Regions from separate parts of the Mus musculus genome. Here regions 1 and 2 are each linked to region 3. A link is a contact called in ENCODE Hi-C or POLR2A ChIA-PET data. All regions are on one chromosome and are shown on one strand. The core of a region is the stretch at or near the end of the contact, and the rest is flanking DNA. Distances in the headings are between cores, read along the strand shown. Region 1 holds the start of Rpl39 (ribosomal protein L39). Region 2 holds the start of Nkrf (NF-kappaB repressing factor). Region 3 holds the start of Pgrmc1 (progesterone receptor membrane component 1).

Evidence for each region. Hi-C counts contacts between places; a loop is a spot of excess contacts on that map. ChIA-PET counts read pairs that join two places held with the same protein, here RNA polymerase II (POLR2A).
Region 1: POLR2A ChIA-PET joins it to region 3 with 20 read pairs in embryonic stem cell. The contact joins the promoter of Rpl39 here to the promoter of Pgrmc1 in region 3. A Hi-C loop is called at or near these places in 1 of 37 maps with a recorded cell type or tissue (regulatory T cell). POLR2A ChIA-PET finds 5 or more read pairs at or near these places in 4 of 5 experiments (Patski and embryonic stem cell).
Region 2: POLR2A ChIA-PET joins it to region 3 with 10 read pairs in embryonic stem cell. The contact joins the promoter of Nkrf here to the promoter of Pgrmc1 in region 3. POLR2A ChIA-PET finds 5 or more read pairs at or near these places in 2 of 5 experiments (Patski and embryonic stem cell).

The regions. Positions count from the first base shown.
Region 1 is chrX:37,083,779-37,087,249 of GRCm38, forward strand. Rpl39 (ribosomal protein L39) reads right to left here and starts at 1,444. Exons shown (of 3, transcript NM_026055.2): 1 at 1,347-1,444; 2 at 207-310. The coding sequence starts at 1,349.
Region 2 is chrX:36,901,360-36,904,848 of GRCm38, forward strand. It overlaps Nkrf (NF-kappaB repressing factor), which reads right to left and starts at 2,106. Exons shown (of 3, transcript NM_029891.3): 1 at 1,377-2,106. The coding sequence starts at 1,642.
Region 3 is chrX:36,596,678-36,599,956 of GRCm38, forward strand. Pgrmc1 (progesterone receptor membrane component 1) reads left to right here and starts at 1,516. Exons shown (of 3, transcript NM_016783.4): 1 at 1,516-1,937. The coding sequence starts at 1,610.

The sequences.
Region 1 (3,471 bases), core at 194-2,693, 490 kb after region 3:
CCCCAAGACCCATTTGATGAATGGAGAAGTGTTTCCTCCCAGTTCTCAACCCCGTGCTCCCAACCCAAACAAAAGGAAAAACATTTCAAAAGGGAGTCCCCAGCACACTAATTGACTGGGGTGGACCGTACTTTGCAACTGTGTATCTCCATGCCCAAAGTTACTTAAAACATAACGATTTCCAAGCCGGACAAGAGAAGGCTTACCTGATTTTGTTACCAGTTTTCATCCGGATCCACTGAGGAATAGGGCGATTTTGCTTTTGTTTCTTGGCCAGGAATCGCTTGATTCGGAAAGTCTTGTGAGAAGACTACGAGGAGATGCAACCAGCTTAGTGACACCACAGCCTAGTCTCTTGATTCAGTCACAAATTCCAACAAACTAACATCAGGCCTGCAGAACATACACCCAGGAAAAGCTCCCCGACCTCGAACCACCAAGTCCTTTATCCTCATCACTTCTCTGGAGGAAGAGTTAATGGCTTAAACATGGCTCATAATCAGCACCAAGTTTCTAAGCCCAGGTCCTGTCTGACCTATAAACTGGCTGTCTGCTGGGCTCCAGCGATGAAACACGGAATAGCTGGAGTAGGAGAGGAAACGGACTTACTGGAACAAGGATGGCTTGAGGTTAGGCAAACCCTGGCCAGTTTTAAGTCAATGACACTAGGTACTGTACTCTGTAAGTCTTATCTACCTCCAAGTGACATTGCTGGCTAACCTAAGATTACGGAGCCCTAGACACTCCGTAGGCAAACACCATTACATAAAAAAATGCAACGAAGGCCAAGCGCACTCGTCCCCCTAGACCAGTTGGAGGTTTTATTTAACAAATTCAGATACTAAACCCACTTTGTACCTAGACGCCCATAAGCATAATCTTGCCAGTAGGCAATGACTGATGCGCTGTTAGCAGACGCCTCCAAGGAGTGACGCGCTAACTTCTGAAGGGATCTCAAAGTTCTGTTAACCCTTACTGTGGACATCTCGCTGTGCAAATGGCGATTCATGCTCTTCGATCAGGGACAATCTAAGAGTGGTCCCAAGCCTCTCGTTCTGCCCCCCCCCCATCATGAAGATCACCGTCAGCCCCAGGCTATATGAAACAAGAATACTTTGCACCCCTTGCCAGGCTGCAGGAAGAGCGTTCTCATCCTGCAAGGGTAAATGGACTTGATAATTTCATGCCGCGCCCACAGGCCGATAGGTGTCCCAGCTCCAAAAACGAACACTAAAACCCTGAAAAATACACCCAGCCCTCAATGCTGCGCATGTCTGCCACAAAGGCACAGCGGTCTGTGGCCTCAGGAAAGCCGCTGAGGGACGGATGGCGGCCGATAGTCTTACCATGGCGAGAAGCCGAATCAAGAATAGCGCGCACGATGGCGGAGGAATGGAGAAGAGAAAGGCCGGGACCGGAAGAACGCGATTAGAAGAAGTCGCTAGAGGCGGAGCTTAGGGGGGGATGGATGACTCGCAGCGTCCTCCCTAGCTCCACCCCTGCGCTCCCATGGGGCCGTGGGAACCCAAACCGGTTTATAGAGAACGTAATTCCGAGGCCTCCGCGTCCATGCCTGTTCCTGCAGGTGATCATCATTGTGCTGAGGGCCACAGCCTTGGTGGCCATGGTAGGTGGCCTTTGAGAAGTAACCAAGTAAACCCTTAGCAAACACCTGGAAACGGAGTAGGCGGGACCAACTCTGAGGAGGGCGGGAAAAGGCCTACATCACTTCCAGAGCTGCAACTCCCCCCGCTTCTGCGAGAGGGGCGGGGCTTAGGGTTGGCGATGCACCCTGGAAGGGAGGAAGATGGGGCTGCAGACATCTTTTAATGACTAACTTCACTATTATAGAGAATCCAAGTTCCATTCACAGCACCCATATCAGGCAGCTTACAACCCTCCAGCTCTAGGGGGTAACATGTCTCTGACTTCCAGGGGCACCTACACTTATGATTTACAGGTACACGTCCCCATGTAAACACACACGGACCCATTATCAATAGTACCTAAAAATACTTGATTAAAAGGGAGGCGGAGCTAGAGAGATGGCTCAGCGGTTACGAGCACCATCTGCTCTTCCCGAGGTCCTGAGTTCAGTTCCCAGCAACCACATGGTGGTTCACAACCATCTGTAGTGAATAACTACAGTGTGCTCATATAAATAAAATAAATATGTAAATCTTAAGAAAAAAAAAAGGCGCCGGAAAGTGGTGGTGCACGCCTTTAATCCCAGCACTTGGGAGGCAGACAGACCTCTGAGTTTGAGACCATCCTGGTTTACTCACACGAGTTCCAGGACAGCCAAAGATACACAGAGAAACTCTGTCTCCGGTGGGGTAAAAATCCCATATACCAGGGCCAGGGGAATCGTTAGTAGATAAAAGCACCAGTTACGCAATCCTGCCAACTTATAGTTCAAGTCCCAAAAAGTGAAGATACAGGGCGTGGTGGCCTACACTTTTAATCTTAGCACTTGAAGCAGAAGGATCAATATCTCTGAGCTCAAGGCCAGCCTAGTCTATATACTGAGCTTCCAGCCAGTCAGGATTACTACATATAGACCCTGTCGCTAAATAAATAAATAAATAAATAAGTACTCCTATGTATCTGCAACCCTAAGATTCCTACCGCACAATAGAAGGTGGAGACAGGAGAGAAAGTCCTGGAAGATTGAGGGCCAGCTAGCCTGGAGTATTTAACACAGCAACAGAAACAAGGCAAACCCTGTCTCAAAAAGGTGGAAGGTAAGAACTACTTCTCTTTGACATCTGCTCAACTGCTGTGTAAATAAAACAGAAAGTCAGGTATAGTTGTGTACCCCTATGAGGTCCCTATGAGGCAGACGCCAGAAGATCATAAATTGTGAGCTAGCCTAGGTTATATATTGAGACCTTACTTCTAAAAGGTAAACTATAGAAAGAGCACATCATAGAACAACAAGAAGCTGAAAACTAAAGATAATACCTGTGGATATCATAAAAAGTTAAAGATTCCTTTTATCAGTGCCAACTTATTCTCAGAACTACCTTGTGTATGTCGTTCCGGGGGAGGGGATGAGATTGTGATGTGAAAGGCTGAGGACCACGTGAGTCCCCAAGCAGCCTGCCTCTTCTTCCCTTCCTCACAGATACCTAACACACACTGCACTCAGCTCTGGACTTTCTCCTGATTTCCATAGCTTCACTTCTCCCAGCAGAGCAGCTAGTTCCTCATGGCTACAAGCAACCTGAGAGCTCCTGTGGTGGCCAGTGCTGTATGAGTGGTGCCCAGTGCCGCCGTAGGATCAGTGCTCAGTAAAGGATCAGACCCATGGCCATCCTGATTACTATGATGATGGCCCTACACCACCATTCCCAGTTTAGATTCTAAGCCTTTATTTTTTTTAATGTGCTTCTAGCTGGGCAGTGGTGGCGCATGCCTTTAATCCCAGCATTTGGGAGGCAGAGGCAGGCAGATTTCTGAGTTCAAGGC
Region 2 (3,489 bases), core at 856-3,355, 310 kb after region 3:
TTGTAGCTTCCTGTGGTATTAAGACCAAGGATTGTAAGATAAAGGTACCTTTTTACTGCAAGAATAACATTATTATGTAAATTAGATTTATCTGAGGACTAATTGCTGAGACTTTCCCAGTAGCAACCAGCTCCTCCAAGCAAATAGCCATTATCTCTAAAAGTAGAAATTATGTTAACTTAGAGAAGATAGAAAAATATAAAATTCTGTGATAGGGCAAAGCGAAGTTTCACACTGGCTGCCATGTTCAACAATTAAGGTAGGAGTACACAATTTCTTCTGCATTGTTTACAGTCATTCCTAGAACTGATCTGGCTGAACCAAATCTGATCATCTTCCAGAATTTCTCATTCTTCCTAATAAAAACAAACTGACTGCTAGACAGGAATATAAAGAATCTTTCCAGTCTACTGAAGTAATTAGTCTAGGATAAAGCCAAATTTGAGGTTCTGAAGGACAGCGGATCCAAACATCCTGTTTCAAAAAAAAAAAAAAAAAAACCTGCGTTGGAACCATACTGCAGTCTCCATAGAACGCAAAGTGCTTTCCAAGAGGCCTGTTCAGAAGCCACCAGGTTCTAGGAAAGGAGGAAACACAGAGAGAGAGAGACATACAGCCCTAAAACCTCACACAGAGGCCAAATGTTAATTCCTCCTATCCCATTTAAGGTGAAAAGATGGCAATCCATCTTTCCAGCAGATAGATCCATTTCTTTGTTTGAGTACATTATGCGCAAATCTACAAGCAAGTCTGACACTGCGGCTCAAAGACCCGACACATACCGCCTCCCCAGGAGAAGATGATAAGACCTGGCTGGGGGGCTGCAAGGAGAGGGGGTTGCTTTATTTCATGGAGGTAGAAGAAGAGAGTGGTCTGGAGACTAGGATTAGAACTGCGGAGTTCCTTGTCTTCCCCTCGGAAGCTCCATCAAATAGCCTCTGCAGATGTCGCATCCTTGGAAGCCCCTATGCGGGTCTGAGGTTCTGCTCTTTATCACCAATCGCAACGACTACCTCTCAATGACCCTCTTCCAGGATCTACTTTATCTCCATCTCTGGTCCTGGAGGGGCATCTCTGTGCCCTCATGGGCTGTCATGTCATCGCCTGCAACCGCGATCGCCCACCCCACCCCGCAACGACTAGTGAAGCGTCTCCATGTCCTCTAGCAAAATTTCAAATCTTAAGCCTCCAAGCCATAATCCGCATCCTGCCCCGGTTCCCATCTGGACCACCTTTACTGACTCTCTCCTTGCCTTGGTCTGTCCATAACCCAAACTCCACCATCCGTCATCTGTTCTTCACCTCCATCACTCAGCCGACCCGCATCACCCATCTCCCACCCTGTCCCTAACTCAACCTCCCAACACCATCCTCACCTGCAGCCCAGGAAAACGTGGTTTGTCCAGGCGGCGGAGAGCGCGAGGAGCTGGTCCAGGGCAGCCCCGGGATAGCTGTGCAGGTGCCGGCAGATGAAGCTCCGCCGCAGAGCCCACTGCCAGTCACTTTCGTGGCTATAGCGCCACTGCTCCAGCACTGGCTCAGGCGGGGGCGGCGGGAGGGGCGGCAGCGGCGGCGGCGGGAGGGGGGGCAGCGGCGGCGGCGACAGGAAGTCGCCCCCCAGCAACAGACGTCCTCCAGCCATCTTCTCTGCTTCAGAGTGGGGACGGCCCCCGGGGACGATGCCTACCAACTGGCCGGGGGCAAGCGAGGCGGCTGGGGTTGGGGGGGGGCAACCTGTGTGTGAGGGACGCTCAGGGCTGAGACTGGGGGGGCTGGGGGTATGTGCCTGGGGGGGGCGGGGGCTACGCTTACAGAGAAACGGGGATGGGGGGTCAATGGTCGTTGTCGCCACGCCAGCCGCACGGCTCCAACTAATGTGGGGACGTGAGGGCTTCCTTATATATGGGGCACACTAGGCAGCGGACTTGGGCCCTGCCACACAGCACCTCTGCGGACCCTGGGACCCACACACTGAGAGAGTAGCGGCAAGAATAAAAAAAAAAAATAAAAAGAAGAAGAAAAGAAGGAGGAGAAGCACCAGCACGCTGCGCTCCCCGGCTCGGGTCTCTCACCCTACCTCCCCGCGTGCCACCCTGAGGTTGTGAGGCCACAGCGCATGAGCCGCAACCGGTCTCCAACTTCAAAGTCCCGCGCGAAATCTCGCGCGATGGGCATTTTTCCCTTCCTCTGACGTCACTCTTCATTGACGCACTCTGCTGACTGGCAGAAGGGCGGAGACTCCTGGTAGGGGACTCTCGGGGCTTCAGTGGGGTTCTAGAATTTGATGATTCCGTTAAGTCCCTGGAAGGTGCCCTCAGGTGATTAGTTGGCTGTGATGCCTGGCATTATGCTCTAGCTGTGTCCTTGGAAAGGGGTTTGGGTTTCAAGGGGATGTGGCATGTTTTTTTTCTGTTAGCTCTGAGATGCCTCTTCAGAGAATAGCTTGAAAAAAAAAAACAATGCGTCTTTCAGCATCAGCTTTGGAGTTGCTTGTGAAAGTGTGGTTGAAAAGGCGACATTTGCAAAGAAAATAACAGCAACACTTCTCTAGCTGACCCTCTTACATTTTTCTGATCATGGTTACAGACAATTCTGTATTGTCTGTCGAGTCAAAACACACACACACACACACACACACACACACACACACGGCACATGGTTTTGTTTTTCAACTGCAGCCCAGGCTACCTTCCAACTCACAGTACAACTAAGAGTGATCGTGAACGTCTGTCTTACTGCCTGAACCTTCCAAGTGTTGAGATTACAAAGCGTATCATCATGTATTTTTATTTCAGTTTACTAAAGACCCAAAAGACTAGTTAATAGCCGCTGGGCAGAATAATGGACAAATCATTATACAGATGGCAACCATGGTAATGAGAATGAACCCCGCATAGATTTAACACTTACACTAGCAGTATTACCCTCAACTTTAACGAAAAAGGGAGGCTAGCTTCGAACTTAGCCTGGCCTCTTGGATACTTGGAATACAGATTCTGATCTATGCTCAACTTGCGGATTGACAAGAATAACAAATGTAGCTTCTAATTTGTGTTTATGTGTGTCTGTGGGAGTAAGGGAGGACAGATGCTAGGAAAACAGGAAGGGATGCATGAGAGGGAGAGAATTACTTCACTGGAAAAATTGCCCTACAATTAAATCTCAATAACAGTATCTATGCTTTATTAAAAATACCAAAACTCATTATTGAATGGGTCCACACCTAATTATTACGAAAAGCTGTAAATTCTTAATTATGTTTTCTTGAGAACTGCTGTTCAAATTTCCTTCTAGGTGTATATCCACTGCTGATTAATGTTGTAGCGTATATTATATTCTGGTTTTGCACATTTCTACACATGTAACTATTTCCACTCAATGGTGTCATTTTAATTTAGGTCTTGACATCTTTCACAAGTTAGCACTGCGTCTTTTAAATCTTCTAATAAAAAATTGAGAAAGAAAAACGTTAAAACAACTGACTCTTAT
Region 3 (3,279 bases), core at 266-2,765:
TTTTTTTTTTTTTGGCCATATTAGTTTCAAATGAAAACATTTTTCACAAGTTTGTTATTTTTTAAGAAATATCTTTGCTGCTCACAGTACTCTGTGAAAGGGATAACTGGATTCTAACCGGAGCTGAGTGCTCTCAGTTTGAGCTTGTTTCATGATGATTAAGTTGAAGAGTTTTGACAAAAGATCTGGAGGGGCCGGTTTAGCTAATCCTAAATTTAGCTCTGGGGGAAAAAATGTGTGGGCTGGATATAAAGAGTGTTTGACTCATTACACTTTAAGAAGATGGGGGGGGGCAGGGATTACAGCAGTGTTTGCCAAAAGTTTTCAGAATTTAGCCAATTCTCTGCACAAATCTCTTGCATGTAAGTGGTGTACAAACAGGATTGTATGGAAAAGTCGTGCCCTGCTCTGCAGATGTGTGCATGGCTTGGTTTTAATTATTCTCCTTTTTCTTATGTTACCGTTTCCCAATTACAATTTAAGGGGGGGGGCAGCCAGATTAGGTCTCTGAAAAATAGGCACAATCCTTGTTCCATAGAGGCCTGCTCCCGTGCAGCCTGTTTGCACACCAGAAGCCTGGGAATCTAAAAAGATAAAATCTAGGATCCTTCCAAACTCCAGCGTTTATCAGGGGCTGTGCTCAGGGTTACAGTGACTGCCAAGGGTAGTTTCCACAGACTTCAAATAGAAGAATGCTGTCAAGCAACGGAACTTTGAACATTATTCTGGTATTTCTATAGAAAAAAAAGGCTCAACAACAGAATGTCAGTTGTTGATTACTGGTGCCTTGTGACTAAGCATAATTGATGATTTCAAAAAGAAAAAAAAAAACTTTAAGAACAAACGCAAAATCTGGCGATCTGAGCTCCAGATTTTATAGAATTGACAGGCCTGTTACCTGACTGGCTGTCCTTTGGGTGTTAGTCCCACAGCTTTTGGGCAAGAATTGGAGGCGAACCATCCCAAAATGGATGTTCGAATAGTCTAGGACTGTAAGGTGAAAAGGAGTTGAAGGCATGATATTAGAGTATCCCAAAACAGCTACCTGGCTCTAAGGGTATGGCCCAGGGGAGAGAGTATAAGGGGCTTTAAAATAGAAGCGAAGCAAGAGAAATGCGACCTCATTTTAACTGACGTCATTTGCCGCGAGGAGCGGGCCCTAAAGTCAAGGCTTCCCCACAGGGTCAGCGGGAAGCTACCCACTGTACCCAAGAGACTGAGCTGTGTGTCTGCGAGCTGCACTATGATCTGAGGGTGCCCGGAAACCGGGGCAGAGGCCCAGCAGGTAGAACAGAGAGGTGGGCTGGGCTCGGTGGCCCTGGTTGACGGAGCGGTTGAGGGAGAAAGACCAAGACCCCCGAGGCTACATAGGGGGCCCGAAGCAGAGGCCGAACCAGGCCCAGCTTGCCCGAGCCAGCCCGAGCAGGGCGGGGCGCTTAGGTGGCCGCGAAGGGCGGGGGCTTATAGGCTCCGCCCCCGGAGCCCCGCCCCTCCCGAGCTTTTCTTCCTCTGTCAAAGAACGCTGCGCGCCACTGTTCGCTGGGAGGGCGGAGGAAGCGGACTGTTCCGGAGCTCTGCCTAGCCGGGCCCAACCTTTGCTCCAGAGATCATGGCTGCCGAGGATGTGGTGGCGACTGGCGCCGACCCGAGCGAGCTAGAGGGCGGCGGGCTGCTGCACGAGATTTTCACGTCTCCTCTCAACCTGCTCCTCCTGGGCCTCTGCATCTTCCTGCTCTACAAGATCGTTCGCGGGGACCAGCCCGGTGCCAGTGGCGACAACGACGACGACGAACCACCCCCGCTGCCCCGCCTCAAGCGGCGCGACTTCACCCCTGCCGAGCTGAGGCGTTTCGATGGCGTCCAGGACCCGCGCATTCTCATGGCCATCAACGGCAAGGTGTTCGACGTGACCAAAGGCCGCAAGTTCTACGGGCCTGGTACGGAGGCAGGGCCAGGGGGTCGTGGAGACAAAAGAGGGGACCCTGGCGTGGAAGCGGGGCGGGAGAGAGGCCGGGGGAGGTGGGGCGCCCCCGTGGGAGGGTCGGAGGGAAGGCGGGCAGCAATGGGAGCGGGCCGGGGGCACGAGGCTCTGGGTGGGTGGGGGTGCGTACGGGGGGATGGGATGCCCGAATGAGGCTGAGCCTTGGAAACCGCGGGTGGGAGGGACAGCGAGGTCCGAAGCCCCGGGATATTAGGGAACTTTTCGAAGGTAGTGGGCTTTGGGGCGGGGGTCCTGAAAAGAGGGGGAGACTTCGGATTTGAGGGGAAAAAATGAAGGTGTCTCCAGAGAGGCCCAGACACTTGAGAAGACGTGGAGGCCGATGACGCCGGAGGAGCCATGGTGGAATGTAAGGGTGTGTAAAGAGAGAAAGTGGAGAAGGGGATTAGTGTCAGGTAAAGCAGCATTGTTCCTGGCGGAGAATGTGTGTGTGTGTGTGTGTGTGTGTGTGTGTGTGTGTACACTGTGTGCATGCGCAGTGAATGTGTGTTTGGTGTACACCGTTTGTCTGGGGGGTGGCGCTTGGAATGTGACATGTGTTAGGTATGTCTTTGGTATGTGTATGTGCGTGCAGAGTGGGGTGGACTCAGGCTGGATGATGAATAAGCGACCAAGCTTGGTTGGATGCATTAAGAGCAGTGTGTGGTGGACTATGGTAACATGGTGAGATGGTCAGAAACACCATATTTAGTGTATGATAGAGTGGGGAGACTGGGAGGTGGAAAAAATAAAATGAAATGAAACGGGGGTGGGAGGGAGGAGTGGAAGGGTCCTGAGAAACAATAGGGTAAGGCTGTGAAGCCCGATGGGTGGGGGGATTTCAGGAAAAGCCAACCAAGGGGAAAACAAGAGATGGACAACTCCCCAGAAATGAGGCTTTTCCAAACTGGATTGCCTATCACAATCACCTGATGCTTATGAAAAATACAGATTCTTGGCCTGACCATCCATAGCCACACTTAGATCTCTGGGGCAGGGGAGAGGGCTAAAAAGATCTACATTTTACTCCTCTGCTGTAGGGAAATGGGGAATCAGCCAGATTTAGAAAGCCCTGCTTTCTAGAACATTTAGAGAGGAAGAAGAGGCTTTAGCTCTCCCAATATGGATTCCTCTAAGCACCAGGAACTCGGGGCTGGGGGGTGGGTATGTTCACATGCTCATTGGTCTGAGAGGGAAGACTAGCCAGCACTAATCCAAACCAGACATACCCACTCTGTTACGTCTCAGAGTCCAGCCAATCAAAAGCACATGTGCCAAAGGCTTTTTAGTGAACTCTCACT